5 separate regions of the Homo sapiens genome follow, and all the other regions are linked to region 2. A link is a loop called in an ENCODE intact Hi-C map of the cell type or tissue named here. Cell type or tissue: Calu3. All regions are shown on one strand. Links, peaks and the distances in the headings refer to the core of each region. The heading gives the core; the rest is flanking DNA.

Region 1 (6,343 bases), core at 805-4,804, 370 kb after region 2:
AATTAACTGTAACATATTAAAATATGAACCCTAGGGTTTTTTTTAAACCTTCCAATTGCTTTACAGTTTTGTCTTTGTTTTTAGCTTTCAGCAGTTACTGATATAATTGTGGATTTTTTTGTATTTATCTGGCTTGTTATCACAGTCTTTTGGAAAATGATTTTATGTCTTTCATCTATTCAAATGTATTTCTGTTCCATTTCTCTTCTGTACTTTAGGATTACAAATACCATTATGTTAAACATTCTTATTCATCCCTTCATATCTTTTACCATTTCTTGTTTATTTTATTTTTGTCTTTTTGTATGATATCTCCCCTTAGTTCTTTCACTGAACAAATTCTCACCTGCTTTTAAAATCCATTGAGACCTCCATTACAACTGTTTTATTTTTCACTGCTAGAATTTCCATTTGTTTTTATAGTTTGTAATTTTCTTCTGGAAATTTCAATCCTGGTTATTATTACTTCACACAAGTAGTATAATTATTCCAAAATTTGTGGCTGATATTTGGAGTCCTTGTAGATCTGTTTCTATGTTTTATTCTTGCTGCTGGCTTTCAGTCATGCTGCCTTAACTCCTTGTGCATCTGGTTATGATTTTGGGTAGTTTAAAAATTTTGTTTGAAATTTGTTTGGAGAAATCATTTGAGAATGAACATGTTATCTTGTTCCCAAGTCTTTTTATTGTGCTTCTGCTAGCTATGCGGGGGCAGTAGAAATCTGGGGTTGCCTCAATCCAATCTGAGGGATTGAGATTAGTTGAACATGAACTCTATTCTCCAGAAGAATCTTTCTATATAGAAATCACTCTTACCCTGGAGTGGGGCTCTTTGGAGTCCCAAACTTAAGTGAAAGTGATTCTATAATTCCTCTCCTTTTGAAGGTCCCTATACTCCAATTATTAGCTTCCTGTCTATGCCAGACTGTAAAAATGCACACTTCATCTCTGAGTTTCTTGGCTTTGCTGTTCAGTAATGGCAAATACTTTTGGGGGGAAACAACCCCAAGTCTCAGGCTTACCTCAGTAGATCTCTATCGTTTCTTCCTCAGATTCTGGTTTAGCAAATGTTAACTATCTTTTCCACTCTCCAGTGTTTTCAGAACACATTATTTTTTCCCCCAGGTTTTCCAGTTATCCTCATGAAAGTTTTGGTCCAAATTACCTAATCTACTTTACTAGGAGTAGAGGGGCTTCCAACAATTTGAATTATTATATCATTTAAATATCACTTGTGATTGCCCCACTTTGAATTTCTGATCCTTAATCAATTTTAAATTTGTTGTCTTATAAAACACACCCTTAATTCCAATGCAAGGTATTAGCACATTAAAAAATCAAATTTCTGTCTTTATTTGCAAAACTGTGATCAAATATAGATGTACTTTTTAATGAAAATTCATTGTATTTTTAATTCACCATCCATAAAATCTGTTAATTGGAAGTGTTCGTGAGGGTCAGCCTAATACAAATGTCTGTTAACATTAATCCATATCTTTCTATACATTAGATGAGTGACTTTGGGCATGTTTTCACTTACGTGTACTTTATTTTTCTCATAGATAATGTATAATAATGATACTTCTCTTACTGTTTAATTGTTAAAATGTAAATATGTTTTCCACAAAGTAAGTAGTCAACAAGTCTTTTTCTTTTTCCAAGACTGGAAGATTAGGGTTTTTTCCTTTCTATAATTATTTGTCCATATTTTTGGATTGTTAGAGGAAGTGATACAAATTTCTACTTGAGGCATCATCAAAATGTGTGTTCAAATTGTTGCCTATCTAAGTGAACCATTAGAGGGAAAAATGTACATGAACATTTTAATCCTGGTTTCAAGCTAATTCTGTCATTATTTTTACATGTTGAAAAATGAAAATGTATGGTATGCACATCAATTGACTAGTTATCTTTATTCTTCTTGGGTTATATCAATATCATCAGTTCCCTAAGGTGTTGCTGCAACTTCCCATTTTTCTCTTTTCTAATCTAACATATATAAACTGCTTTATTAAATCTACCGTTTTCTTGCAGGTTCTCTCTTATTGTATTGAGACATATTTTTCATAGAAGTAAGAAGGAAGCGAAATTTGTGTGTAACAAGTAATCAAACTCTTTTATATTTAGGAGTGAATTTTGGTAATCCATCAGTTATTTTATTTTATTATTATTTTAGAGACGGTGTATTGCTATGTTGCCCAGGCTGGTCTCAAACTCCTCGGCTCAAGTGATCCTCCTGCCTCAGCCTCCTGAGTAGCTGGAACTACAGGCATATACCACTGTGCCCCAGCTAATCCATCATTTCTTAAAGGAACAGAAGCTAGTTACAAAAATGCCTGTGGCTATGAGTGTAATACAGATACATATGTTTATACTTCTAGATTTTAGAAACTTGAATTCAGTACATGGTGATGAGTCTTGGTAGGCACATTTATGAACCCTTTCTTGAATTTGAATGGATCTAATTTTTCACAAGACATTAATATTTACCTAAATTTAAAATAATTAGAAAATATTTCAAAATGCTTATGACTTTGTCATTTCATATTTTTTATTTTAAATCTATAAACCACTTGGAAACATATTCCTAGTTAATGAAATTCTTACCCACTCTTATTAATAAGATTATACATTTGAATGGCAATATAAGCAACAAAAAATGCTTTCTACGACAACTAGTAACACAAAATTAACATATATTTAGTGCTAATTATACACCAGGCACTAACGGCACTTTTACATGTATTATATCACTTGATCCCCGATACAAATCTGACGTATCTGAGTTGTGAGCTGCCAAATGTATAGGCAAATAAACAAATACAGACAACTCCCAGATATAGCTTTTTTGTTTTCTTTTTTAAATCAACTTTCCTGGCTCTCCTCTAGTTTTTTTGTTCGAGTCAGTTATATGCCACCTAGTGATATTATAAAGAAATACAACTTATTTAGTAATATAATACATTTTCCTTTGATGGATACTTTTCCTGTAACACCTTTCCATTCTTTCTCTCCCTTCCCTCCCTTTCTCCCATTTCTTTTTTCACATATGGAAAGTCAGTTAATTATATGGTAGGAATGTAATACTTAACCATTTATGTTTGCTTGCCCCAGGCAACTCTAACATCAGAAGTTTAAGCTACTAATTAACAGATAAAAATCTCAGCTTTATAGTCATAAAGAAAAAGGAAATGAGAAGAAAAGAGGTCAAGGGAAAAATTTAAGTAAATATATTGAATGTCAATCACAGTCAGATATAACACAAAAGAAAAGTACTTTTAATTCAGTGTATTTTTAATCTCACTGAATGTATAATACATAGCATTATATCTTGTGTTACATTTCCTGTCCCTTTAAGAAATCCTAATTATTAAAATTCTTAAGTATAAAAATTTTCTCAAAGGAATAGAAAAACCTTAATTTCTTTTTAAAATGTCATTTGACCAGGCTATTTCAAAAGTTAGCTGCCTTATCTACATCTTCCTTTTTCATGTTTTCAAAAGAGAAAATTTATCTAATTACAGATTGAAAGAAAAAAATGTTATTGTTGTGATGTCCATATAATGTAATGAACCTGCCACGTATATTTCTCTATATGTTCCTTTTTGCCTCTATTTAAAAATGAGTTGATCCTGCTTCGAGCCAGGTCACTTATCACATAAAATAAATGAGGACAAGACTTAAGGCTGTGTATTCAAGGCCTGAAACAAAACTACAGTAGCAGCCTCAGGGTACAAGATCTTGAGTTACTTTCCAAAGGAACAATGTCTTCATTGCATATTACATACAAGTGTTGCATGAGACATCATCTGTGATAGGTTATTTGGGAAAGTGTCTTTGCCACCCAAAATATCCATCTAACATGCTAGCTAGACTCTCAGATTTTTTTCATTTAGAAATTCAGTTTGAAGTGATACAATTAAAAGAGAGTTCACTGTTTAAATGAGCCCAGAAGAAGTAACAGGTAATGCATACATACAAAAAATGAGTGTATATATAAAAAATGAGTGTCTGCCCACCAGCAGCACATCCTTTCCTCAAGGCTCATTTCGTAGCAGGTCCTAGAGTCTGAAATAATATGGGAAGAGGGAGAACATGCCAGAAAAACATATTTGCCTATTTGGTATTTTTCCTCGAATGGCTATAACCTCTTACATACTTAAGAATTTAAGCCTGCAGCAAAGCTTCCAGGCTTCAGGCATGCGCTAGGTGAAGAAAGGACTACAGAAAAAAGCCAGCTTCTGTCTAAAAGCTGAGTGACAGGGGGAAGAATTGGGAGGTGCCAAAGTCATGTGACAGCTCTTTGTGGAGGGCAGGTATGAGGAGAAAGGTAACAGCATCAGACCACATACTATCTGAGGTATGAGTGCTGTTAGCCTCAGATCCTGGCTTTAAATTAATGTAATTAAATTCCTTAGGGCACTGTCCTTAGAATAACAATATATCACAACCTTTGAAAGAAGGAATGCATATAGACCAGGAAGAGAGAAGCAGATCTAAATATCATACTAAAGAAGAAGAAGTATTAACACCAATTTCATGACTGTTCATGTTATTCCATATAAAACCAGTTTCCATACAATTTTTTTAAATCAGGCTCAAGTTGTCTCCATGAAGATGAGCAACAGTTTATGCCAACGATGTAGGTATTTTACAGATGTGTATGAGTTTCAAAAGATGTTCAGCCTCCAAATGGTAAAACATTATGTGCGCTAGTAAAATATGCCACTTTAATCAACAATAGTGAAATGATGAATTTTTTATATATAAATTATATAATAAGGAAATTAAGTTGCTTATCTCGTTTGTGATGTTTCCATAAAATTGAAACTTTTCTAAGTCTATCTCTCTTGCATACACATAAACATCATGCACACATATTTCCTTTTTCATCTTGAATTTCTTCTAAATATGCAGACTTCACAGGCCTGGTCTTGATGCCAAAATGAACCCCTTTCATTTGCTGATTGAGATCTGGCTCAACAGCCAATGTTTCCCGCTGGGTCCTTACAGAGGGTGCATTCACATTTTATCCTAATTTATTCATTATCAAACATCAAACCTTAGGAGGATAAAACAAAAAGCTAGTGAACAATGCAGGGAGAATGTGTTGGTTTGTTTTCATCTTCACTCTCAGATGAAAGAATTCTTCAGTAGCATTGCCTATTCTACCAATACATCATCCAGGTAATTGGGGGGCTTGAGGGGGGAATGACAGGCTGGGCCAAATCAACCTTCTGCATCCACTGGCACACACAATAACCTCCAACATCAAAAGTATCTAATGAGAACTTGAGAATCCAGGGCTTTATATTAGTTGACCCAATCTTGTAATTAAGTATCAAAACTCCCCATGCTTTTTGTGAACATTTACAAGCTGCATGGCAAGATCTCAACATATACAAAACAAAAGACCTTAGTCATACTTTCCTTCTAGGAGGAAAGCTTTAATGACAGCTCTGCACAAACACCAGATTTCTGTATCAAAGACCCCAGTTTCTATGTTGGTTTTGCTGCTTTGAGGTTGAATAATGAATAAGCCACATATTTTCATTTGTTAGAAGAAATATTACCTTCCTTTGGGGTGTTTAAGAAGGTGGATAAAATCGTAACATGAAAGTTGCTTTGTAAAATGTGAAGTATCTTACAAATGTTCAGTCTGTGTATTATTATGACAAATGGTGATACTATTGCTTATACTTATCAGATAAAGCAGCAAAGGCAGTAACATTTTCTATCATAATTGGCCCCACATAGAAACGGTTGCAAACTTGTCATTATTTGACAGTACTGTGGTGATACAGTTTGGCTTTGTGCCCCTACCCAAATCTCATCTCTAATTGTAATCCCCAGGTGTTGAGGGAGGGACGTGGTGGGAGGTGTTTGGATCATGGGTGGGGTGGGGGAGGTCGGCGTCAGTTTCCCCCATGCCCTTCTCATGATAGTAAGTTCTCACAAGGTATGACAAGGTATGACGGTTTTGTAAGGGGCTCTTCCCCCTTTGCTTGGTTCACATGTTCTCTTACCTGCTGGCATGTAAGACGTGCCTGCTTCCCCTTCTGCCATGATTGCAAACTTCCTGAGGCCTCCCTAGCCATGTGGAACTGTGAGTCAAACCTCTTTTCTTTATAAATTACCCAGTCTCAAGCAGTTCTTTATAGCAGTGTGAGAACAGACTAATACACTTGGTAGAGCAAATATGTAGATTTTCTGCCCTACTTAAAATTCCAACATTAGACATTCTCTGGTTTAAGACACTGAATAATGTCAAAGGTACCATGACACTATGAAGAAGAGATAAACAAACGAATGTTGTCATCTCTTCTGATTCACCTTGATAAGAA
Region 2 (6,343 bases), core at 1,655-5,654:
CGAGGAAAGAGCCAAGACAAAGAGATGATTTGTATCTGTACATCTGCCTGTTTGTTCCACAGGGAAGTGCCACCAAGTAGGCCTTACGTTCATGGGCGCCTGGACGGGGCTTTTAAAAGTTCACAACAAAATCCAGAACACTTGTGGGTTTCCCCAACCTGAACCTTAGCTTTGAAAGAGTTTGCTGAGTTGCTGACACTCTCAAGATCCTGTTTCAAACTTAAGAGAGAAAGAATCACCCAGGGAGCTTGTTAAACATGACGATTCTGATGCAGCTGCCCTGAGAGTCTGCATTTTTTAATAAGCATGAACCACAACTTGAGTAAAGACACAATAGAAGATTTGGTTAACGAAGTCCATGTGCCCAGCTTGAACTTCCTTGATCTGAAGACTTCTCAGCATGGGACCCCAATTACTGTCACTTTTCTGTGCTGATGCACACTCAGTGATCCCGGCAGGCTCTCCTGCTCCCTACCCTAGGGCTTAATCAGCACAATTAATCACTTGTATTCCTTTGGAAGTTCTTCACTCATTTGTCAAGATACCCGTATATTGACACAACTGAAATACCGCCCTCAAAATAGGCAAGCTGTGGTTTGGCATCCTGGTACACACCTGCCCTCTGGTGGTGAGAGAGTAACTCCAAGCTATAGGGAAATAAAAGATCCTTTCCCTTCTGCTCTTTATCATGGTGAACAAGATGAAACTCGGTGTCTGGCCAGTGTACAGTAAAGAAAGGTGCATTTTAAAGGCATAGTCTACAAAGATGAGAAAATCCTGGGAGCAAATTCTGTTGCCAAACTATGACTAGGTGCCTTACATGGCAGCACATTGGAGAGTGATTGAGGGATTCATCCCACCAAACCTCTGATGCAGACGACACAGACCTGCAGGTTTCCCGGAGGTGAGGTTCTTCAGCGTGGGTTTGATGTCAGCTCCTCTGAAGCCAAACTCCTTCCTGACACAGAGGCGTTGGAGCTTCCTGGGACTGACATCTAATTTAGGGATAATCTAAGGCAAAGTTAGAGAAATCAGATCCTGTACTCTGGAACATTGTCATAAGGGAAAGACATTCTATCCATAACACTTACTAAGAAAGAGTAATTAACTCATACATATTCTTAATCATAGAGTCTATCACTTAATATTTTACCTTATAAAGAAGCCCCACAAGCCTAAATTACAAAATGGTACAAGCATATGGCATTCAGATTTACTGGGATTCTGAGCATAACTGTGTTTGCCCTTGTTAAAGCAGGGTCTTTTTGTACTCACTTGGAGACTGGGGCTGAGTGTACGTATAGCTATGGGTCGAAGGAGAGGAGACGCACTTCCGTTGTCTTCATCAACAGCTGGACCATATCAAGCCCCCACTACAGCCATGAGAAAATAAAAACTTTAGCAGAAAGAATAGTCAGAATAGGTTTAGTAGATCTAAGCTCTCATTGCAATTTGATTCTGACAAGTCTTTTGATGTCCCTGAGCCTCAATCTCTTCTTGTAAAATACGGCTTTTACACTTATCTCTCAAGATTATAGTTGAGATGAAATGAGCTTGTAGAAGGGGTAGGGTTTTAAAAATTATGCAGTGTAGAAGCTACAACTATTTCTGTTGAATTCTTAATAAGGCCAGGATGGAAATGTTCAGGTGGGTGGGCAGCAGGCATAGGGCCCTATGGGACACTGCTGTCCATGGGCATCCACTGGACTTGTTAAAGGAAAAATTGTTTACGACACATGTTAAAGGCAGTGAAGAAGACTTTATTCAAGGGAGGCTTCTGCAGTGGGGTTTTATAGTAGAGGAGAGAGATCAGTCTCCACTCTGAATATGATAAGGAAAAGTGGAGACTTATAGCTAAGGGGAACAGTCAGGCTTTGATGGATGGAATATTACTAAGAGTAGGGTAATATTTTGCTAAACTGACCTAACAGGATTTTTACTGAAGGAAGGCCAGGGTGATAAGATATCGTATAGAGGGTAGTCAGATTTACTGTAAACTGACTTAGCAAGATTTTTGCCAAAAGTGGAATAAGCCAACCATGGACACAACCCAAGATCCAGAGCCTAGTCAGAGAGACACTCGGGGGAGCCTAACTAGCATTAGATCAAGGACAGAGTCTTTGTCAAGAATCTTCCTGAATAACTTGGAAAACAGCTGTAAAAGCTGTACATTTATATGTTCATGATAAGCAAAATAAAACTTTTTTCCTGGGTTTGCAATTCTTGAAAGTGGTTTCTGATCATTATATTAAAAAAAAAAGAAAACTTTTGCAGCAGGAACAATAAAATTATTCTATTAAGTATTGATTAGAAATGTTTCAGCCTTTAAAATAATGTATTTTTAAGAAAGAAACTTAGTTAACTGCTGTTTCATTTATATTTACTGATATACTTTTGAATCTGGCCTAACCATTGTTTTATTATTCAAATAATTATCTAAACAATATTTCCCAACTTTGAAACTAATTCTAATGTGAGAGATTTTAGCGCTTATTTCATAGCTGAGAAAAACCCACCAGTTTAATTAGCATAAGAAGAATTACTACCTTTTCTTTGTCAGGAACTTAAAAACGGCGTACAGGATAAGCAAAACTGTGTAAGCCTTGAATCTTTTTCCTTCTTGCTAAAGAAATCTAGTCAGAGAATATTTTATACTGAAAAAAGAATTTCTTTATTTAAAAGATACAATATTTATTTCAATTTTTTATTTTGAAAGAGAGCCTTTTGGCCAGGCGCGGTGGCTCACGCCCGTAATCCCAGCACTTTGGGAGGCCGAGGGGGATGGATCACGAGGTCAGGAGATTGAGACCATCCTGGCTAACAAGGTGAAACCCTGTCTCTACTAAAAATACAAAAAATTAGCCGGGCGTGGTGGCGGGCGCCTGTAGTCCCAGCTACACGGAAGGCTGAGGCAGGAGAATGGCGTGAACCCGGGAGGCGGAGCTTGCAGTGAGCTGAGATCCTGCCACTGAACTCCAGCCTGGGAGACAGAGCTTTTGCATTTAGATTTTATTTATGTATATATGCATATATTTTAAATACAGACACACAATTGTTTATATAGTCCATATAGTTCTATATACTCTGCATCTTTTCAGTAAGTATAAGGCATTGAGGAAAGACAGAGCACCGTGTATTTAAGGCAGAAAGTAAGAGGCAGGAAAGGGCAGATTATAAAATGGAGCCAGGAATGCGGGAAGGGCTCAAAATACACACAAGGAAGTCCTATCCACTCCCTTTCCTACAGTCTGCAAAACGAGGGAAACTGGATGAGGTACATGAGTTACAGTGTCTATAAAATGAAAGCAGAACTGCTCTGGTAGAAATCTGGGTTCGGTTTCTGAAGTCGTTCACTTTGGTTGAATATTCTCACCTTACGTTAGGCAAGAGCCTGGACTAAGTGATTATTTGGAAGAAACCAAAAAAGTTGTCTTTCCTCTAAAGTGTATATTCTCTTAGACTCTGTGGGTTTGGAAGTAGAAATCCAGAGGTGTTGAGATTTAAGGGCCCTAATTACAGTTTTAAAAATTATTTCTCAGATATAATAAAATTATATTTATTCAATTATATGAGGGGAGAACTTAAGACCTGTGTTAAGCAATGGGTACAGATACCATTTAATAATTCAACATTATTAAAATTTAATTTTAGTAAAAAATTACTAAAAAATAATATTTAAAGACACCCTCAATACAGAGAGCTACAAATGTAGAAATTCAGGCGATCATACCAACTCTGAAACAAGCAGTAAGTTGTTTAATATTCCTAAAACTTTAACCCATTTGAAGAGATTAGAAATGGGGCAATTTCCAGGCATTCCTCTAGCTTTTAGCTTTAGCATAAGATGTGCCTCAGAGTCAAGAGTTGATGCTGAGGGTTACAGCTCTGCCTTCAAGTGTCAGTATGACTCAAGGCCAATCATATTTCTTTTCTTGAAAGATGAGAGGGTATCAAAATTAGTGGTTGCAGGAGCTGTGAGTCATGCCATCACACTGATTGTAATTACAGAGGCATATCCCTTTGGTAAAATGCTTTTTCATGAGTTGAGGGCAGGCCTAGTAAATATCACCACCAGATGGCAGTAGTGCACTCTGGAGAAACGTATCCAGGACGCTCCCTTTTCTGTTTTCCACTCACTAAACTCTCCACTAGGTGACAGCAGCATGAATATAATTGGAACGGCCATTAATGGATTATGTTAAAAAAAAAACTTTAATCCTCCTGTTGAGTCTGGGAGGAGCACTTTTAAAAAGTATGCACAGTTGGAATTTTTTTTGAAAGAAAATTTAATATACCATTTGCTTTTAGGCCTCCCACACACTCACCTAATATACAAAAACAAAGCAAAAATACAAAAGATACCTTTTCTTGGCGGGGGCGGGGGGGGGGGTGTGGGGCGGTATACAAAAACCTGGGGAAGATTATTGTTGAAACTAAATTATTATAACTTAAGAACTGGTGGAGCCAGGTGTTCTCACCCCAATTTAGGTTAAAAGTTACTAAAATAGTCAGTGTTAAAGATAATAATAATTATTATTTATTGACTACCCGTTATTTGCCAAGGATTGCATTTAAATATTTTAGAGACACTTTTTCATTGAATCTGGATGAGAGCTTCTCAAGAAAGCCGATTTCAACATAAGCCTGTTTAGGGCCATCGCCTCTGCATTTTCCATGACTTTATGCTCTTTCTGCTCCATTTTCACAAAAATCTGTACTGTAGAAGGCAAAATTGGAACTTCTTTTAAGGTATTATTTTGAGTGTAAACAGGTAAATTCTCTTTATTTATAAGTTGCCCACACATGTAGATGCATAACATTAATTCAAGGCAGGGCAATAATATATTTTGATTTTACAGTTACATTGAAAGCTAAAACTGAAGATTGGTTTGGAAGCAATAGGAAAGTAATAAACTCATTTATGATGAAACCTAAATGACTGATAGTATCATAAATAAGAATAGAAGAGGGATAGGGAGAATAGAAGAATACTAGGTGCTTGACCAGAATTGACTAGGCAGAAGAGAAAGGTAATGAGATGGGGGCAAGGGAGACAGGAATTCAGGTAAGCAGGCTTTACACTTTTCTGGTTACTCTTGCTTATTGCCTTTAGAAGCCTTACCCATGCTTAATCCTAGGCAGCCACATGTGACCTGATGCAGCACAGATGTTTTCCACGTGTGGCAGAGACCTGAACATGTTTTGAATCCCTTAGAGGTAAACTTTAGGCAGGTAAGCTTTGAAGGCAGAGTAACAGCAAGCAATATCTGTCCACAGCGAGAGTGATAAAGTCCCTGATACTTTATTTCTTGTAATTCAGTTTTAAATTTCTCCTGTAATTCAGTTTTAAATTGTACTGGAACCTTCCACGGAGGAGAAGAGGAATAAAAAATCAGGGACTACAAATATGACTAACGCCGTTTTTTTTCTACACAACAACTTTATTGTCCAGTAAAACTGTCTCTTTTTTTGGGGTTTTTTTTGTTTGTTTGTTTGTTTTTTTTTTTTTTTTTTTTTTATGGAAGTCTCACTCTGTCACCCAGGCTAGAGTGCAGTGGCACAATCTCGGCTCACTGCAACCTCTGCCTCCAGGGTTCGAGAGATTCTCCTGCCTCAGCCTCCCAAGTAGCTGAGACTACAGGTGTCTGCCACCAAGCCCCGGCTAATTTTTGTATTTTTAATAGAGACGGGGTTTCACTATGTTGGCCAGGCTGGTCTCGAACTCCTGACCTCATGATCCACCCACCTCAGCCTCCCAAAGTGCTGGGATTACAGGCGCGAGCCACCGCGCCCAGCCCAAACTGTCTTTTACTGTACTTTATTTCAAGCATCTTTAAGACAAATACAACAAAATGATATGGCAATATCAAGGGACAAAATCTGACTTTAGGCTCATGAGAAGAAGAGAAAGTCCCTCTTTTGTTTCTTGCATAAGATAGCCTTTGGCTGGGTTGTTTAAAGATGAGAAAAGAGTGGGAATGAGGGGCTTAGGAAAGGATGTTCTAGAAGGAAGGGCAGGATGGTGACTTGATTCCCCATCTGTGTCTACAACCATGTCCCCAGGTATCTGCAGACAATGGAAGGTAAACTCAGGTTGTCAATTAGCTAGCATAAATTAATAATAACAACTGCCTTTAATTAAGCAACTGCTTATTTCGAGCCAGATACTGTTCATACCTGTTTTGTATTTGGTCCTTTGGCCAGCCCTGTTGGGCAGGTAATATCATTCCTTCTCTGAGAGAATAACTTGCCAGAGTCTGTTAGCAAGTAGCAGTTAGGCTTCAAACTCTGTTCTCTTAGCAGTATTCCCTCTGCTTTCCTAGGGACCCCCAACCTAGACCAT
Region 3 (6,343 bases), core at 1,490-5,489, 410 kb after region 2:
ATTACAGGTATGCATTATGCATTTATACTTAAGGTTGTATACATACAACCAAGTTTAATATCATTTACAAGGTGACTTTTGATTATCTGATTTTTTTTGTACTGATTTTTAGAAAAACCCTTTGATTGTCTATAGTTACAATAGAAAATATTTAGTTAATTCCAGTGGTTGGTTAAGAAAGGTGCAGTATATGTGAAGACATTTACAGGGTCATAGTTTTGTGTATGTGCATTGCCATATATAAGATAAAGTACATATGTACGATATGAAAGAGATAATACTGTGCTTCTCCTTTAGCTCTACGTTTTTACTAGAGTTAATCATAATACTGATGAATATGACTTTTTTTGTAATTTTAGTTGTCTGGAGAACATGGTGTTTTAAAAACTTAAGCTTTTTGCTTATCCATATACCTTTCTCACTCTTACAGACACATATTTAAATACATACATAAAAATCCACAGAAACAACACACCTACAGTTTAAAAACACACCTCTGTATTCTAAGTCTTAAAGTTTAAGTCACCAGGAAATTTGATGAGAAAAAAAGATATTCCAAGAAATGTAAATAGAAAATATAATATGCATGGTATGGAATGAAGGAGGGCAGGTTTGGGATGTTTCTGATACATGATGAATGCCTTTCTTTAAGTATACTTCTCCTTAAAATTTTATTTGACCCCTTAGGGATAGAAACAGAGCCCCATACACTTTACATTCATAACCCCAGCACATTTTGTAATACATCATGTCCAAGAAGTGTTTCAAAATTATTTTTAAAATCTTCCTGTGAATAAATTACTGATAAACCTGAAATATTGCCTAACATTTAAAAAATTAAATATGTCTAAATTTCCTCTCCATAATTAGGTCTTTATAAAATTACTAGAAAACATAGCCTATGCTCATATTTAAAGCTTACATTGGCCATGCAAAAAAATGATTTATAATTATTCAATGTATTAATGATGCAGTATGAGATATTAAAAATTTGCATAAGTTTGGTATGCATTATAGTTTTTGCCTACTCAACACATGATTTTCATTAAATTAAGAGGTATATTAATCACATAGTAAAGTATGCATGATTTTTACTGAAAAAAAATGTCCTCAGATAAAACAGCAGCCACAGGTGTTTTGAAATAAGTTGGCCAGTTTAAGTACACCTAGGAATCATCTCTTCAGAGGCTTTCTAACTTTTTGCCAACATATGAATTATATTCTCCAAAATGGACTACAGTTGAATTTTAAGGAAAAAAAGGAAGAGATTGTTTTCAACATAGCATGGTCTGACTTGGAAGAATTTTTTTCTTAAATATAAAGCTCTGCCTGAGTTGAGAAATATCTAGTCCTAAATCTTAATTCATCTCTTCTAGAAGGACTCTCAAGCTGGTAAATGTATTATTTTTAGCTAAACTATTTTGGATTTTAACTTTGTACTGATTTCCACTGTGTTTTCTAGAATTATCTTGTCAAACTGCTTTCCTAAAAGCACACTAAGTAGAAATAGAAAGATGGTTTTCATCAAATTTTTTCCTTTTAAAAAGCCAATCCGCTCGTGCACAGACTGTATGTTCTTACCATATAGAATTACAAATTAAAGTGAAATATTCAAATAATGTTAGTATAACAGTTATTCTTGGGATTAGTATGTTTTCATATTAGATTTTGGAATTTAAAAAAAATTTATTCGATTGACTCGCTAATGATGTAGTTTAGTCTACCTAAAGAAATTGTATACAATTTCTAAAAAAAACTTGTATATAGTTTCTGGAAGATTGTAGGGGTCCAACTAATTTAACAGAGTAACACTGCTTCCAGTTATACTTCATTATACTCCATGCACTTAAAATAGGAAAACGATGGCAACAATATTAGTGTTTGTTTTTCCCACATGATAAAGATTAGGTGGCTTTAAGAGCTAGTGAGGTAAATTCCATTTGTTTTATTTATTAAGCAGAGTTTTAGTTGTGATTCCTCATTCCTTCTTACTCTAAAAGAGGAGAAAATAGTACAGGGTGCCCCTCAAGCTATTAGTCAAGTGACCTAGTTTCAGTTATCCCTTTTCTGGGTTGGGCCAACACTGATTTTTCCCAGATGACCATATTTTCTTTTATTCCCATACAGGCATTCCTAGAGTTTTAAAAAGAAAGTGTGGAGTTCCTCCAAAATCTGTGGTCAGAACACAAATATTTTGAAATAGTCTCCTTCCTAGCCTGCTGTAGCTATCAGCATCACCAGTAGTCCTTTTAAAAAGAGAATCTTTGAAAGATCATTAAGAAGAATTAAAAAAAAAAACACAAAGTTTTATAATCCATAAATCTCTTTCACAGGACAATCAATTATACACAATTCACATGCTTTCAAATATTTTTCCTATGACTTTAGAAGTCTAAGCCTGTTGCTGGTGACACTCAAAATAACTATGATTTAATGATAAAGTCACTTGAATATCCAAATGATGTAGAAATAGAAAAAATATTTTAAAAAGGATAAAACTACTTTATTTATAGGAAATAAAGTGCCTATCTTTTCCCTACTGGGAGAGGAAGAAACACGTAGGTCATTTTAAACTTCTGGTGGATTTGACATTAGAAGGGAGATGGCCAGGACTGGTGAAATTCTTTTTGCCTCAAAAGGAAAAGTGGAAAGGAAAAGAAAGCTATGGGTTTTTTCCTAATTAATAAGCTCTGGGCTAAAATCCCATACAGACTAAGTATTATACATACACATCTATAAATATTACTAATTACTTTTTTCTTCATTCTTTCCTCTTATATAGTAAAGTGGTGATGAACAACATTACAATTTGGTGTTTGAATTACAGAGCATTCAGGTGGAGAATGTAACTAAATTAGAGGTGCTGAGATATGGATACAATGCCTTGGAGATTTTTGTATCTCTCCTCTTTGAATAGATCATGACAGCATTTTTTTTTTTTTGGTATAAAGGATGCTTCATATTGCATGGAAGCATATATCTGTTGTTTTTTTACAAGGTCTAACATGTAGAAAGTTGGGAATGACTAAATTGCATTAAAGTGTCTTGCAAATGTTTTTGCTTAAAGTCCATATTTTCATACTGTTATAAATTTCTTAAATATTTTCCCACCCATTTCAAGGATAAGTTGAAAATATGGCTCCCCCTACTGACTAAACTCAATATGTTCTTCCATCACTGATGCAAACAATCTTAACTTTTATCTCAGTAGTTTGCAGGTACCTGCTTTGTAAACTCAGAGACTGATGCCAATGGAAAGTCTAATGATGTTCCACAAAAGTGACGCTGTAATAGAAGACTTGCAAGGTACCCAACACCACAGCTAGATACATCCCTTTGAGGATAATTGATGGCTTATTTCTGGGATCTGGTGGAGAGATCTCCCATCACTGAAGAAAAATACTTCTGAAAACTGAAATAACTAGTATGCTATGGATAATGTCAGATACTCCCATAAAGCTAGAGCCACTCATCAGAGTCTACTGATAAAATGGTACACATAGGAATATGTTCTCAAATTGGGCTGTGTGTGTGTGTTGGGGGTTGGGAGTAGTGGTCAGGGCATTGTTAGAGAGATCATTGTATCCATGAGCAGTTTCCAGCCCTCTTTTGGGAACTAATGATACAATCTCTAGAACTGTTGGCTCCTGAACCCTAAAATTTGTCTCTTGCTAAAGTAAAGCAAGCTTCCTGGTGTGTTCCTAAATTCAGGAATGCAGTTTATTTTGGAAATATGCCAATATCTTTCCTGTGTTTGATAAAGACCTTAGGCAAGGTTCCCCCCACCCCGCCCCCCCACCAAGAGTAAAGCTATAGAATGGGCAGCATTGAGATCAACATATCTGAAAGTGCAAAGAGCACTGGGCTCTTCCTCAGAAAAAATGTTTTACATTTTATGAACTCATGGGTGGTGGCCATTGCTTTGCTTTGCCATGTGTTCAGGCAAATGAGCCCTAGATGATCATATAATTAAGAATAAATCTGTGTAGGGAATGTAGTTTTGGAAATCCTGTAGGAATTCCAAGAAAAAATTAAAGGGGTGCCGTGTACCTACTAAACAGAAAAAATCAGCTACTGGCTCAGAAGGGGACTAGAATGCAAAAGCTGACAGCTTCGTTTGGATCTTAGAAGTAGCTATATCTGGCCAGGCGCAGTGGCTCATGCCTGTAATCCCGGAACTTTGGGAGGCCAAGGCAGATGGACCATGAGGTCAGGAGTTTGAGACCAGCCTGGCCAACATGGTGAAACCTCGTCTCTACTAAAAATACAAAAATTAGCCGGGCATGATGGTGTGTGCCTGTAGTCCCAGCTATTCGGGAGGCTGAGGCAGGAGTATCGCTTGAACCTGGGAAGGTGGAGGTTGCAGTGAGCTGAGATTGTGTCACTACAGTCCAGCCTGGGCAACAAGAGCGAGACTCCGTCTCAAAAAAAAAAAAAAAAAAAAAAAAGGTAGCTACTTCTATATCTCAAGTAGACTGCGAAGTGCTCAAGCTATGAAACACTGCAAAGAGTAATTACATATTTATCATATTATGAAGCTGCTAATGTGGTAAAAGATGTACAGAATACAAACAGGAAATAAATATGTGTAAGATTTCTTCAAGACAATAGTTGACTGTAGCTGGCAGGCTACGTAGGATCCTTGCCAGTAGCTATAAATGGCTTCAAATATGTTCTGACTAGAATGGGCATATATTTGCTTTTGGACTCCCTTTATCCTGTAAAGGACGCAATAGCTGAGATACCATAAAAATTTTGTAGCGGAATGTTTATAAATGTGGCCAGGCTATACTTCATTAAATAATACGTATTTTACTAAGAAGCATAACATAATATGAACTTATGTCTCTTTTCATGCTCAAAGTAACAGTTTACTTGAGAACTAGATTCGGCAATTAAAAGTGAGGTTAATGATAAGTGGGGGTTGTGTGAAGGGAAGGCTGGCTTGATTGGATGAATGTATATTTCACCTGAATGACCAAAAGTGAAGAGAGAGGAACTTTAAGGTTTCTCCTGTGTAAAATGGAATGAGGGGTAGGAGATGATACAGCCACAAACTCTACCTTTCACACCTTGCAAATTCTTTTTTCTTGTCAGATCCAGGTGTACTGTGTCTGAGACTGCCCATGCATGTCACAACAAGAGAGGCATTGCTGTGCTAATTCACTTCCTCGAAACTTTAAGGAAATGACAGACTGGATATAGTCTTCACCATATGCGTTTAAACTAAGATGAACTGTAGATATTGGACACACTTCTAGTTATTGGAATTGTTCCATTGTTTTTTAATCTGTGCCAGGATGAAAAAAAAAATTCTGAGAAGGCTTTATCTGTCCTGTGGGTGGTTGTGTAGAGATTCCACCCAGCATGGCTGAGCCTGGACTAACACAGGTAATGAGTAAAAGAAAGAAAAAGGAAAATTTTGGCAGAAGAGAAGTGATACTTAAACAGGTAATGATGTATGAAAAAAAAGAACATCTAATTTTCTTAGCTGTTTTTTCAGATGTAGTGTCAAGTGATGGCCACTGCTGAAAGAAATATCTGGATTTTTTTTTCTGCTGAGAAGGGTATTTGAATGAAGCTGAACCCTAAGACTTACCCAAGAAGTTGCTGTGGGTGGTTTGGGGAAGATATCAACCAGCATCCCTTGATGATGATGATACTCTTAGCTGAAGACTTGCCTGAGTAACAGTGGTTTGTAATTACCATTTGGACTGTGTTTTTTTGTTTTGATTTTGGTTTTCTTACTTTTACACTGAACTGGACTTACTGTTCCTGGCAGTTAGCAACTGATGTACTGGATTGCTGTAAACCAGGATGTGGCCTGTTAAGGTAACTAGCTGAGTATGAGTATGAAGGGAAGCATATATCATTATCACCTGCTTTGTATCCTTAAAAAACTTTAAGGTGTGAATGTATATGGAATACTACACAAACAGTAGCTCAATTAATTAGATATGAAAAATGGTAAATATTGTCATTATACGGCAGTCACATATCACTGGTGATTTGCCCCAGGAACATTCAAGGTGGCAATTGTGGAAGCCTATGGTACACATACAAACGGAATGACAATAAGAAATAGTATATGCTTACTGACAGTGTCCTGAGGCACTTCATACTTCTGGGAATACCAAATATACTTGATTTTTTGTTAGAATTTCTATTTCTCTACTCATCTGTTCTTGCATGTTGTCTTTTCCCATTACAATCCTTGCACTTGTAGTTGTTTTAAATTCAGTCTGATAATTCTAACATTCCTGCTGTATCTAACTCTAGTTTTGATGCTGTATTTTTTGCCTTTTAGTAGGTCTTGTAATTTTTTGTTGAAAGCTAGACTTGT
Region 4 (6,343 bases), core at 1,250-5,249, 100 kb after region 2:
ACTGATTTTTGGCCCAGTGAAACTGATTTTGGACTTCTGGCCTACAGAACTATGAGGGAATACATTTTTGTTGTTTTAAGTAACCAAGTTTGCAGTAATTGTTATAGTAGGCATAGGACACTAATGCAGTGACATTCACTGTAGTGGAGAACACCAAAGGAAGAAGAGGTTTTAGCATGGAGTGGAAATCAAATTTTTTATTTGGACTTTTGATTTTGGACTTTCTGTTAGGCTGTTCTTGCACTGCTATCATGAAACACCTGGGACTGGGTAGTTTATAAAGAAAATAGATTTAATTGGCTCTCGGTTCTGTGGGCTGTATAGGAAGTATGGTGCTGCCATCTGCTTGGCTTCTGATGAGGGCCTCAGGAAGCTTACAATCATGGCCGAAAGTGCAGGTGGAGCAGGCATCTCACATGGGGAGAGAGGGAGCAAGGGGCAGGAGGGTGGGGGGTACATACCACATACTTTTAAGTAACCAGATCTCACGTGAAATCACTATTGTGAGGACAGCACCAAGAGGATGGTGCTAAACCATTTGTGAGAAATCCATCCCCATGATCCAATCACCTCCCACCAGGCCCCACCTCCAGTATTGAGGATCAGAATTTAGCATGAGATTTAGAAGAGACAACATCCAAACTATATCAGACTTATTATTTCTGAGGTACCTATGAAACTTTTGATAATTTACATCAAATAAACATGCAAAACAATAGAGCTAGATGTAATTCCCTGGGGACAGAATATAGCAGAGAAAAGATCAGGACCCAGGCCTGAACCCCATAGTATGGGAATATTTGGAAACAAAGAGGCTGAAGACCTCACAAAAGAGACCAGTAAGTGGCATCCAGTGGTCCTATAAGTGTTTAATGAAATGAGGAGAAGTCAACAGTTTTAAATGCTGCTTACAGGTCAAGTAACATTGGATTTGTCAACATGGAGGGCATTTGCTGACCTTATAAAAGGCGTTTACTGTAGAGGGAGACAGGAAACAGGACTGGATTGGTTGAAGAGACTGGGAGGTAAGAAATTGGAGACAGCATGAAGATGTCACCTTTGTAATATTGCCTGGCTTATTTAGCCACATGTGTCAGGTTACTAAAACCCATATTATAATTTAGAATTTTGTATAATTGAGAAATTCCATTTGAGATATCTATATTCCTTTCCAGCTTGGAAAAAAGAAAACATACATGCAAGTGTAATAACAACTTGTCTGCTATTGAATGAATGTATTGAAATTGTCTAGATTATGGCCAGTGTCTCTAAAAACTGGGTATCAGGACTTTTAATCTGTATTTGAAAATCTTGTATGATCTATTTGTACCATAGTAAGTAAAATAGATTAAATACCAATGCATATTTTGGGAACAAATGGTAATAATTGGTAATGAGTGTGTCACATGATAAAGAATTCCTTTTACAGTCCCCTTTCCTCAAATTTTTCTAGTCCTAGACTTCAACTCCTATTGAAAAAAATTCAATCTGAGTTTAGATTATGTATTTTTGATACTGCAGAGTAGAAACAATCACGTAAGCTGAGTTGTTTCTATATACAAAGGATTCCTTGTTGGAACATTATTGCTCATTAAAGAAAAAAAATAGGGAGGACATTATTTTTGTTAAAAAAATAGGCTTGAGAGCTTTTTTTGTGTATGTAAAGATAATACAAACACAGTGTTACAATTCTGGAAAAATGTCTGCCTGACATAATCATATTAGGTCCCTCTATCTCTGGATGCCAGATAAAACTTAATTTCACATGACTTAATTAGATTGAAACTTTAACATATGAGCACGTATATTTTGACAATTTAGTATTTTTTTCATATATTTAAAATCATGAATTGACCTAATTAAACTATTAAAATAACTGATACAGTACTTTTCATAAGGAATAGTTAAAAATTTAAAAATGTTTTCTTCATAGGTGAGATTTCCTAAAATGAGGCAAGAGAGAGAACCCTTTTCCATTAAAAAATCAAGTCCTTTAGTATGTAGAACATTACTTCAAAAACGCCACAAGATTTCCTGACGAAACGATCATTTTATATATATATATACATAAATTCATTTATAAATGCAATTAATATGTATATATGAATGTATGTATATATGTGAAATAAATATATTTATGAAATATATATATATATATATATATGAATATAAATCATACCCAAATCATTCAATGAGGTTTTTGTTTTGTTTTGTTTTTTTATCTTGGACTAACATGTGGAAGCAATTTTTACCCCTCAAAAACATACAGACAACCAGATTGCTTTTGCTCCTGGGAAGTCCTTGGGAGAGAAGGAAAAATTTTCCTACTTGATATGACAAAAGATAGTTCCTGGGAAGTTCAAACATAAAACTAGAAACAGATTGACTTCCTCCTCATCATAGAACTCTCAGGGCAGGGAGTTGGGCTCGTACTTGGATCTTCTCTGTGTCTGTAACACAGGTTACCTAAATAGCTATGTGCCGGCTTTTCCTCCACAACTTTGATTCTTCTTGCTCCAGCAGGTATCACCAGCACTTCTACATAACCTGTAAGAGTCAATAAAACATGAAATAAATCTTGAGTTCCTTCAAAATCTCTTTTCTTCATTGACTTGCCTTTTGTTTTCCTTTTGGTTTTGGTTATTGCTATGATATTTCAGTACTTACGTAAAGAAAAATTTTTATATATAAAAGCTGTCATGATTTCCAGTGAAGTTTCTTGGAAACATGTTGAGCCTACAGCACTACGGAGGACAAACAGGCACTTTTATTTTATGTAAAACAAACAAAAAAATCTCATTGATACCTTATGAATTGTGAGGAGGGAAAAAAAAAAACCCAGTGGAACAGCCTGGTTAGAAACACAGTGGATCTTGAAATAGAACAGATAACCTCAGATTTTGTTGTGGGAACTTCTTTAGGTTAGAAAGTGTGGGGAAAAAGAATATATAGCCGGAGAAAATATAGCAGGCCTGGACTAAATCCCTGGAGTACTGAAGTATAGGACACTAGAGACCAAGCATTTTCTGGAGGATATTAACAAAGGGTTTTGAAACCGATGCCGGAGACAGAAAGTGTAAGGTCGCGCCAAGCAATCTAGGGTCATTTCTGAAGATGTCAGATAGCTAGACCCAAGACATGATTAGGTGCTTCTCAGGAAACATTTTTCAGCAGATGTAGGGATATAATACTTGAAGAGAAATAAAATGATAAGGTAAAGTGAGATAAGAGAAAATGTGCAGAAAAATACAGACTCAAGTTTCACTTAGTGCAGAATAGTGAGAACAGATGCCTACTTTTGCTTGAAGTTATTTTCCAATTATATTAAAATATTGTTCTTAGTAGTTCTGTGAAGATCCATGTATCTTATAAAAGTCTACCTTCTAAGCTTTAGAAAAGGCACAAGAGCTAATTCCAGAGTTGTCTCCTGTTTATTAATTATTCATCTTCCCGAGACTGTTGAGTTATTTGGCGTATACCAAAAGGTAGCATATACCCCCCCTGGTGGTAGTGGCTGGAATTAGTGGCATGTGCTTTTAGAATCATAATTTCCATTCAAGAACACTGTTTATTTAATTAACTATTGAATTGCACATTTCAGCAACACTAAGCCATTCTCAGTAACACTAAACATAAAAGCACTGTCATTTTTTCACATGACCAAAATACGCAGCAATTAAAATGGAAACAAATGCATAATGGCTATTTGCACACAGAAGTCAGGTAAGATGATCTCTACCCTCAGTGAGCTTATAATTGAACTGGAAAGACAGGCATAACTACCTTATATAAATGAGTTGAATACAATGGCAAATATCATGTTAAAAAGGTAATATGCAAAATGATATGGTTAATTCTCTGCTGAAGGTTATAAACCAGAGTTGTTTAAGCTACTACCTTCAAGGCTTCACTGCTATTTTTATTCACAGAGGTAGGATTTTTTTTTTCCTTGTTAAAAATTACTCATACTTGGGAAACACTGTCATCAGACAGAATCACTATGATTCAAAGGAGAGAACAACTTATAAAGGAAAGCTTCACAAAAAAGTAAATAGATGAACTGCCTTTGGAGAATGGGTAGCATTCACATGCATACAGAAAAAGGATGAGTTCACTGTGTATAAGGAAGAGTAAGGGATATGTGGTGTGGTTAGTGGCACTTGAATAAAATAATTCAGATGGAATGAGAAGATTTAAGAGAGTGGCTCTATTAAAGAGAGTTTAAATGCATGCCCAGGAGAATGAATTTATCAATTTGAAACTATCAAACATTCTATAGCAAGGACCTTGGTAATTGGATTCTGGCTTTAAGAGGCTTTGACTAACAGTGATATCCAAGAGGAACAGGGATATAGTTGTGGGTAACAGTGTCAGGACACTAATGGTAAAATCCAGGAGTAGTGGAGGCTAAGGGAGAAAATCCAGAAGATACTCTGTAGAAAAAAATTTCTGAACTTAGTAACCAAAAGAAAGTGGGTATAATAAATATTGAACACAATGCTTTATTATTAGTTATGTGACAATGGGGCATCATTTACAGGAACATGGAAGTCAAGAGAGAAATCATCTAGTTTTGGTAATAACTGAATAAATTTGGCTTTGCAATTTGTATCTAACAAAATGGTACAGCGCACTAGTAGAAACATCCAGTAAGAACTCTGTAACATCTGGAATCTAGAGAAAAGTCATGCTATTGACGTAGCTTTTCAAGATATCCTTGCAGAATCACCAAGTTAAGGCATGGAAATAAGTGGAGAAAATCAAGAAGAGAAGTCAAGGCCTTAACTTTGGTGATGGTCATAGTTTTTAACAAAGAGATAAAAATAAATCGGGAAAAAAGATAAAGGAATGGGGCCGGGCGTGGTGGCTAACGCCTATAATCCCAGCACTTTTGGAGGCCGAGGCAGGCAGATCACAAGGTCAGGAGATCAAGACCATCCTGGCTAACACAGTGAAACCCCGTCTCTACTAAAAATACAAAAAATTAGCTGGGTATAGTGGCACATGCCTGTAGTCCCAACTACTCAGGAGGCTGAGGCAGAAGAACCGCTTGAACCCGGGAGGCAGAAGTTGCAGTGAGCAGAGATTGTGCCACTGTACTCCAGCCTGGGTGACAGAGTGAGGCTCTGTCTCAAAAAAAAAAAAAAAAAAAAAAAATGAAGAAGAATCATGAGAAGGAGGAGATCTCATCTGTTTTGGGAAGTGGGACCCTATGGATGAGAATATCTCAAGAAGAATTGCTGGTGAACTGTCAAAAGCTGTATGTCAAACATGAGGCATCAAAGAGAAAGGTGACTAAAGACAGTCAGTTCTGAGTGTCCCAATCAAGAGATAACTGTTAATCTCCGAGCAAATGAGTTCAGCAAAGTGTTGGGAGCAGATGTTGAACTTCAGAATATTAAAAAAGAAGAATAGATATAACAAAGTAGATGTAGTATGTGCAAATTCTTGTTTGAGTTTAATAGTACTCTCTGAGGTATGTTATACATTAGAACTATAGTTATATCTAAGTTTATAGTTATATTTACAGCGATTCTCTATTATTGAGTTGGGATGGCTTAAAGGACAGGTTAGACTGATTTTCAAGAAGAGAGGTAGAAAAGTATTAATCAAACACATATGAAGAGAGAAAGCCAATGACTGGGAGTTAAATACTTTCAGTAAATAAGCCATTTGGCACAATTAGCAGTGTACTGACTTAGAAGCTTAGAAGTTGGATCATGAAGCCAGTGAAGTCAATATCGTAAATTTGATCCTTGTGTGTACTTTGCACACAGTAACATCCTATTTTATAACCAGAGATCCCATTTTTAATCAGCCATCTTAAAATGTTGATAGCAATCTTCATCTTCATGGCAACAGCGAAGTAACAAACGCCATATTTTGAAAAACTGCTATGTGCTAATCATTATTATAGTTACTTTACAGAAATTATTAATTTTAACCATAATTATAGTCTCCAAGGTAGATATTACACTTCTAATTTAGTATGATGAGAAAATAAAGATAGAGGAAAAAAACACTTTCCAACACTGCATTGTCAGTAATTTAGCTGACCCAAGCTTTGAACTCAGGTCTGTCTGTTTCTCCTGTTCACTTCCTGCTATAATTCACTGCAACTATTTCCTAAAATAGAAAAAAATAGTTAACACTATGACTCCCCGACTGCTGTGGCAAACAACCAAACACGCAAAAGCTCTTACAGCATGTCCTCCTTATACTTCATTTTCTTATATAAAGAATAAAACATTTTTTATGCCCATTTTCTTCTTAGTATTTACTGGTTAACTATGCATTTCAACAACTGGCCAATATGTAATTTGCCTTTTATTCCTCTGAAAAT
Region 5 (6,343 bases), core at 944-4,943, 230 kb after region 2:
AGACTCATTAAAACATAAAAACCTAGATTTTTTTAGTTCAAAAAACTCCCTCAGGGAAGCTACCACATTACCTTAGTTGCTTACTAAACTTGTTGCCAGAACTTGCTTTGTTTTTGGCTCATCTGTGCAAGTGAAAGTGCGCTTATTGTATTTTTTGCTATGGTTTATAGATGTTCATAATGGGAACATTTTCTGATTATCTAGACAGCCAGATTCTCACATAATTAAAAGAACTGGACTTAATCTGTGACCTACCATATAGGAATGAAGTGCAGTAAAATGATACATTAGTTTATTGTTAGCATTAGGTCTAAATATATATAGAAACAAGCCATAGGCCTTTTTTATTATTACATTTTATATCATGCAGCTACTTTCACCAAATGCTTTAAAAGACTGCAGAGCTGTCTCAATAAGATGTTCAGTTGATATTTAATAGTTTTTCAAAAATGTCTTTCAACAAGTGGGGATTATTTTACTTATAAATTATTGTAAAAAATAAGTGATTACTACAATATTGTTATTTTTCTTCCAAATGGTTGGAGATAGAAAAAAATATTTGTTGCTAGCCATGAGTATAAGATAGGGATGAAGTATTTTAATATCAACATTAATTATTAAAATTGTTCTCTGTTTCTCCTGGCAAATTCTGAAAGAGATGACTATGCAAAACAAATATAGACTCAATTACGAGAGTAATGTGGAAAAGGTAGAGCTAAAAGAGAGAAGATAAAACATAACCTTAAATAATATCTTTTCAATACAAGGCACAAAATGAACTTAATGTAAACTTAATTCATTTAAATCACACCCAAAATTTAGGAATACATTTACCATTCTCTAGTTATAAATAACAAAAATAATCCAAGTATGATAGGTTATCACATGAATTGCTTCATGAAGTATCAGTGGAAGATGTATTATTCCTGTGGTTCTCTTAGCTGAGAACACTTCTCCAGTATTTCATTAGGACTTAAGCAAGGCAAAGACTCAGGCCCGCTTGCATGTTATCCCTTCTCTCTTTCCTTACTTAATTAACTCCACCCTCAAATACTTGGCTTTAGTTTGTTTTAGTGGCCATGTTTCCCCTACCTCTGTTTGCCTTTATAATGCATCCAGAGGAAACTTTGCTCTAAAGAAGGCCTGCTGCCCACTGTAAAGCTCACCTCATTATACTGGCAAGGGAGCAGGTTTTCCCTAAAACACAGTAGACATAATGTAATGTTACACTGTGCTGTCTACTGATTACTGTATATTTCCAGACAACAGAAACAGTATAACATGTTTTTATCAGTTTGTACAAATTTTAGTGTTTTTCTCAAATATGCTATTATTTTTGTATTCTAGTAAATCCAAAAACTAGTTAATCCAGGCTGGGTGCAGTGGCTCACGCCTGTAATTCCAGCACTTTGGGAGGCCGAGGCGTGTGAATCACCTGAGGTCGGGAGTTCGAGACCAGCCTGACCAACATGGAGAAACCGTCTCTACTAAAAAAAATACAAAAAATTAGCCAGGTGTGGTGGCACATCCCTGTAATCCCAGCTACTGAAGAGGCTAAGGCAGGAGAATCACTTGAACCTGGGAGGCGGAGGTTGTGGTGAGCCAAGATCATGCCATTGCACTCCAGCCTGGGCAACAAGAGCAAAACTCCTTCTTAAATTAAAAAAAAAAAAACAAAACAACAACAACAACAAAAAAAAACAACAACAAAAACTAGTTAATCCATTCTTGATAATTTAAAGATGGCTGTTAGCACTTGGTACACTAATCTTCACTTCTTTTGTATATAGATGATATAATCCTATCAGGTTGCTTCCATACTCCTTAAAAGTCTACTGACCCAACAGAATGGATGTTGAAAAGTAGATGCATTTTTTGGTAAATTATTAAAAAGTCAATAGGAAAGAAAGCAAATAAATTTTGATGAAGTAAATAATTTGATTGTCAGTATTGGGAGTTTTAATATTTATAACTTTTACTGTAAATATATATATCTTTCTGAAAATATGTACCAAAATTAGAGGGAAAACTCTAGATAAATGAGGGAAGATACATCCAAATTTTATCTCATAAAACACAATCACTATAGCTGTCCTACCCTAAACTTTTCCCATGGTAAGCAGCATGCAACTACTTTTTCCAAGCAGTCACCATCCCCTTCAATATACAAGATACAAAACAGGAAACCTTGTAAGTCTGGGCAAGACAAGGCTGCTCTCAATCAGAACATTTATTCCCAGGGTTATAATGGAAGGTTTTTGTGAAGCCAAATGGTTCCTTCATAGTCCTGAGGTAAATCCTATCCTTCCCCAACTCTAGTCCCTAGCATCTTTCCACTGGGAAATCACCTTCTATTGCATCATATTTTCTGGTCAGTGTATTTCAGTGTATTCTAGTCATCAGCTTCCAATCATAGGATTATCCCCCCACATTGAAACCCATGTTTTCAGAGGATGGAAAAGAGATAATATAGTAAAATATGAATGGCTCTGAATCATCCAAACTCAGTAGATGAGATGCCTAGAGCTTTCCTCTTTGCTATCTTTCCTGACGCCTGATTCTTCAGTTCTTCCTTTGATTCTGAGAATATCGAATCAAAATAAGCCAACTATTTCTTCTGTTGCTCAACTTAGGCAAAGTTGGTCTCTGTGGCTCAAAACAAACAATATCCTAATGATAAAGGAAAATAATTTCTGCTGGCAGCAAAACATATTCAGAGTCTCAATATAACTATAGATGAAGATGAATGGAAAGGTTTTCTAGCATTATTATTATAAATAAATGACAAAATATCATTTATCTACATAGGAAACTATAGAAATCAAATATTTATGAGAACATCACGCCTGGTGGTAGAAGTTGTATACTGCATAATTCTATGGACACATTTATAATACACAACATAAATGGCTCCCTCTACTGTTGTGTAGTGTACTGCCTATACAACTGAATATTGTGGGATACATTAAGCGTCTCTAATATGCCATGTACTAAATAAGGGGAAGGACACAACAGAGATAAATAAAATAGGCTTCTACTTGAAAGGCACAGAAGTGGGTAAAACATATCACCTCTGTAACGTGGTAAGGGTCTCAGGAGCAGTGAGAAAGAAGTCTGGGGAGTTATATTAAATAATGAATAATTCTATTATTCAATTGCCTTTGCCAGCAAACAAATGGAGAAGGAAACACCCAAAACAGATGATACTGAATAAAATGGCAATGCAAAAAATTAAAGAACCACATAAAATCAAATCTTCACCTTAGGGTCAAGAATCACTAAGTATAAAGTATATTCAGATGTAGGGGGAAAGGGATTTGGGGTGATTTTTCTAAATATATAATACATCATATCATGATGCATGAACCTGCAACATGACTATTTGATTTACATAATGTGAAACATGGGACTTCATCTGTAACTAAACAACACGATAAAACTATGACAAATGCACTGCTTATCGTCAAGGGCATTTACAGTCCACCACGTAGCCAATTTCTGTTCACTTAGCAAACAAATGAAAAAAGCACATTACAAAAAAAAAAAAAAATCTAGTTATTTCATCCAGAAACACTAGAAGTACCTCTCACTAAAATTGAAAAATAAATTGTCAGCAGCATTATAAACCAAAGATCAGATGATAATTCTTAATCTTCAGTTCTCCAATAATCAACTTCTTTGCAGAAGACCAAAGTAATGTATTCCTAATTCAAAATATTCAAATATTTATTTTATGGGATGGGGATAGAGATTATTTGCTGACTAGACCTTTGATCATGTGGATTCAAATTCTCTCATTTTTGGCTCATGTAGACTGTGCACCCGAAGTCTGCATCACAGAGTTTCATTATGTGAATTTATAGAAATGACACTGTTAGACTTTGGCAACTGGGAAGGCCAATAAATTTTGCCTAAGTTCTGATTTATGTTGAAAAAAATGAAATGTAGCCTTTAATTTCCAAGAATGAAGATGCATCTGAGAATAAGTCTCACTGTAGAGTTTAATAGTGCCTGGGGATATACCTATAAGTGATTCATTCAAAAATTATTCTGTAATTTGTATTAAATCAAGTTACTTTTGCAATTCATATGTTTTATTAAATTTTCTCTTACTTGCCAATGGCATTAGTTTGAAACTAACTTTCACATGTATTATACGTAAACCAAAAGCATTTCTGCAAATAGGAAAGGCAAAGCTATCATTAATAAAATTGAATTTTAAAGAGTATTTTCAAAGGGCATAAAGATATATGCCTTCTCCATGATTTCAATAAGAAATGTGAAAATTGCACTAAGAAATCATAGAGTTGAGAGTTAAGAGAACATGTTTTGTGTTTTTGTTACTATGAACCCAGAAGCATAACTAGGTCAGCTTTAAACTATTTACTTTATTGTACTGCACAGGACAATTTGACAAATATATGACCTCAGATAGGTTTGGATTTGTAGAAGCATTATGCATTTTATGTGAGACCAAACTTGACCCCTGAGCTAAAATTTCTTCCTATTAATGTATGCACATAACCCCCAACATTTACTAGTTATCTACGATGAGCATTTACTAGAAACTGAGCCTGGTTCTGAGTTTACTCTGCCAAATATGGATAAGAACATGCAATCCAGGGAGATTAACATTTTTTCCAATGTTATTCTATTTTTCACAGCTTTCTTACAAAGCTAAATAGCTGATCATCTTTACCCTAACTAGAAAGGGATATTTTTTCCTTAACTACATGAAGCACTCATTTAATCTTTATTAACCAAATGGTACTAGGTCACTTAGGAATAAAATATTCTCTTTAGTGGGGTGATTTTTCACTATTATGGCACTGGAAACAAATATGGAGAAAGGGTGATCCTCCACAGAAGCCTTGTCCCACAAGTGAGTAAAGGGAGAACAGTTTGCCAGTATTCGTCAGTATTTTATATATGTGTACCCTTTGACAGAGCAAGTACTTTTTAATCTACCCTAAATAAATACTATTACAGCACATGTTTACAACCATATATAAACATATTTATAGAACATTTTCTCTAACAGCAAAAAATTAGAAAGTTCTATAAACAGATAAGTAGTTGAATAAATTAGGATACTTTTATGCAATATATAGTATGTCAGCTCCCCCTCACAAATGATGCAGACCGATATAGGAATGCATCAGTTTCCGATTGCTGCTATAACAGATTACCATGAACTTAGTGGCTTAAAACAACACAAATTTGTTATCTTGTCAGAAGTCAAGTGCAGGTCTTAATGGGACAAAATAAAAGTGCCATATAGCTGCATTCCTTCTAGAGGCACTAGGGTATAATCTATGTCCTGGCCTTTTCCAGCTTCTAGACATTGCTGGCATTCTTTGGCTTTTGACCTGTTTTTCTGTCTGCAAAACTGGGTTTATAGCATCTTCCAGTCCTTCTCTGACTTTGAACTTCTGCCTCCCTCTTCCTTATTTTAGGACTCTTGTGATTACACTGAACCACTCAAATATGCCAGGATAATCTGCCCATCTCAAGATCCTTAATCACATTTGCAAAGTCCCCTTGCCATGTAAGATGGCATATTCACTGGTTCTGGAGATTAGAACGTGAATATTTGGGGAGGAGGGACATTATTCTGCCTCCCACAATAAATAACATAAAAATACTTGCCAGACATAATCGTAAAGTGAAAAAGCAAACAAACAGAGAAAACTGTGTATAGCATGAAACAATGTTCTTTACATACACACCAACTCTTAACATTGATTACCTTAGGGTTGGAGAGCAGAGTAGAAGTTGGTAAAAGTTAATTTACTATGTAAACACTAAGGTGTTTCTTTTACTTTTACCATAAGAATATGCTTATAATATGACAATATATTTAAAAGTTATACTTAAACTTTTGCCATGAGAATATGCATTACTTGGAAAATAAAACCATATTAGGCTACATTTCCAAGAAAAGTATACAAAAATAAGCAATTGTTTGAAACAGACTTTTAAGGGAAAATATGGATTATAAAACAGTATGTAAGATGACTTCAACAACATAGATAACATTCTGTTTCCTAAGTGGAGGGGTAAACAGGTAGTTGTTAATTATGTTATTCTTTATGCTCTTTGTATATATGAAATATATCACACTATGCTTTCTTCTTTTCCTTTTAATAGAATTCTTGTGTTGCATAGCTAGGGAAAGCTAGCAACAAGGGAGGCAATAATGAAGAGTGGTCAGTTCAACATGCTAGTTTTAAGGTTTTTAACACTAAAAAAATTGGATGCAGAAAATTCTAAAGCTTTTTTTAGAGTTTTGAAAGAAAAAATGGCATTGGAAATAAGGAATAAAATTAATGCCACAATATAT

What was found. A loop is a pair of places that touch in the nucleus more often than their neighbours do. Peaks named below come from ENCODE experiments on the same cell type or tissue, not always from the same donor. Only the 100,000 strongest peaks of a DNase experiment are listed, where the experiment ranks them.
Region 1: a loop joins it to region 2, with 8 times the contacts of the local background. A loop is called at or near these places in 21 of 110 quality-filtered maps.
Region 3: it touches region 2 in a loop (17-fold over the local background); 13 of 110 quality-filtered maps call a loop at or near these places.
Region 4: a loop joins it to region 2, with 8 times the contacts of the local background. A loop is called at or near these places in 23 of 110 quality-filtered maps.
Region 5: a loop joins it to region 2, with 14 times the contacts of the local background. A loop is called at or near these places in 10 of 110 quality-filtered maps.

What each region holds. Positions count from the first base shown.
Region 1 is chr5:129,397,177-129,403,519 of GRCh38, reverse strand. No RefSeq gene overlaps it. Among named protein-coding and RNA genes, the nearest start is that of MIR4460, 3.2 kb to the right of the region's middle. RefSeq lists an enhancer at 4,429-5,417. In Calu3, for the core only: CTCF peaks have their summits at 2,549 and 2,802; no DNase peak of the experiment used is centred there.
Region 2 is chr5:129,765,810-129,772,152 of GRCh38, reverse strand. MINAR2 (membrane integral NOTCH2 associated receptor 2) reads right to left here. Exons shown (of 3, transcript NM_001257308.2): 3 at 5,421-6,343. Among named protein-coding and RNA genes, the nearest start is that of MINAR2, 21 kb to the right of the region's middle. RefSeq lists enhancers at 96-649, 3,970-4,029, 3,900-4,401. In Calu3, for the core only: a CTCF peak has its summit at 4,096 (motif pointing right); a DNase peak (open chromatin) is centred at 4,082.
Region 3 is chr5:129,358,443-129,364,785 of GRCh38, reverse strand. The region is part of intron 4 of LOC102723654 (a long non-coding RNA gene); the gene reads right to left. Among named protein-coding and RNA genes, the nearest start is that of MIR4460, 36 kb to the left of the region's middle. In Calu3, for the core only: CTCF peaks have their summits at 3,002 and 3,202; no DNase peak of the experiment used is centred there.
Region 4 is chr5:129,661,703-129,668,045 of GRCh38, reverse strand. ADAMTS19 (ADAM metallopeptidase with thrombospondin type 1 motif 19) reads right to left here. Exons shown (of 23, transcript NM_133638.6): 16 at 2,467-2,547. Among named protein-coding and RNA genes, the nearest start is that of MINAR2, 83 kb to the left of the region's middle. In Calu3, for the core only: a CTCF peak has its summit at 3,532; a DNase peak (open chromatin) is centred at 3,495.
Region 5 is chr5:129,538,380-129,544,722 of GRCh38, reverse strand. All of the region lies in intron 6 of ADAMTS19 (ADAM metallopeptidase with thrombospondin type 1 motif 19), which reads right to left. Among named protein-coding and RNA genes, the nearest start is that of ADAMTS19-AS1, 81 kb to the right of the region's middle. In Calu3, for the core only: a CTCF peak has its summit at 2,867 (motif pointing left); no DNase peak of the experiment used is centred there.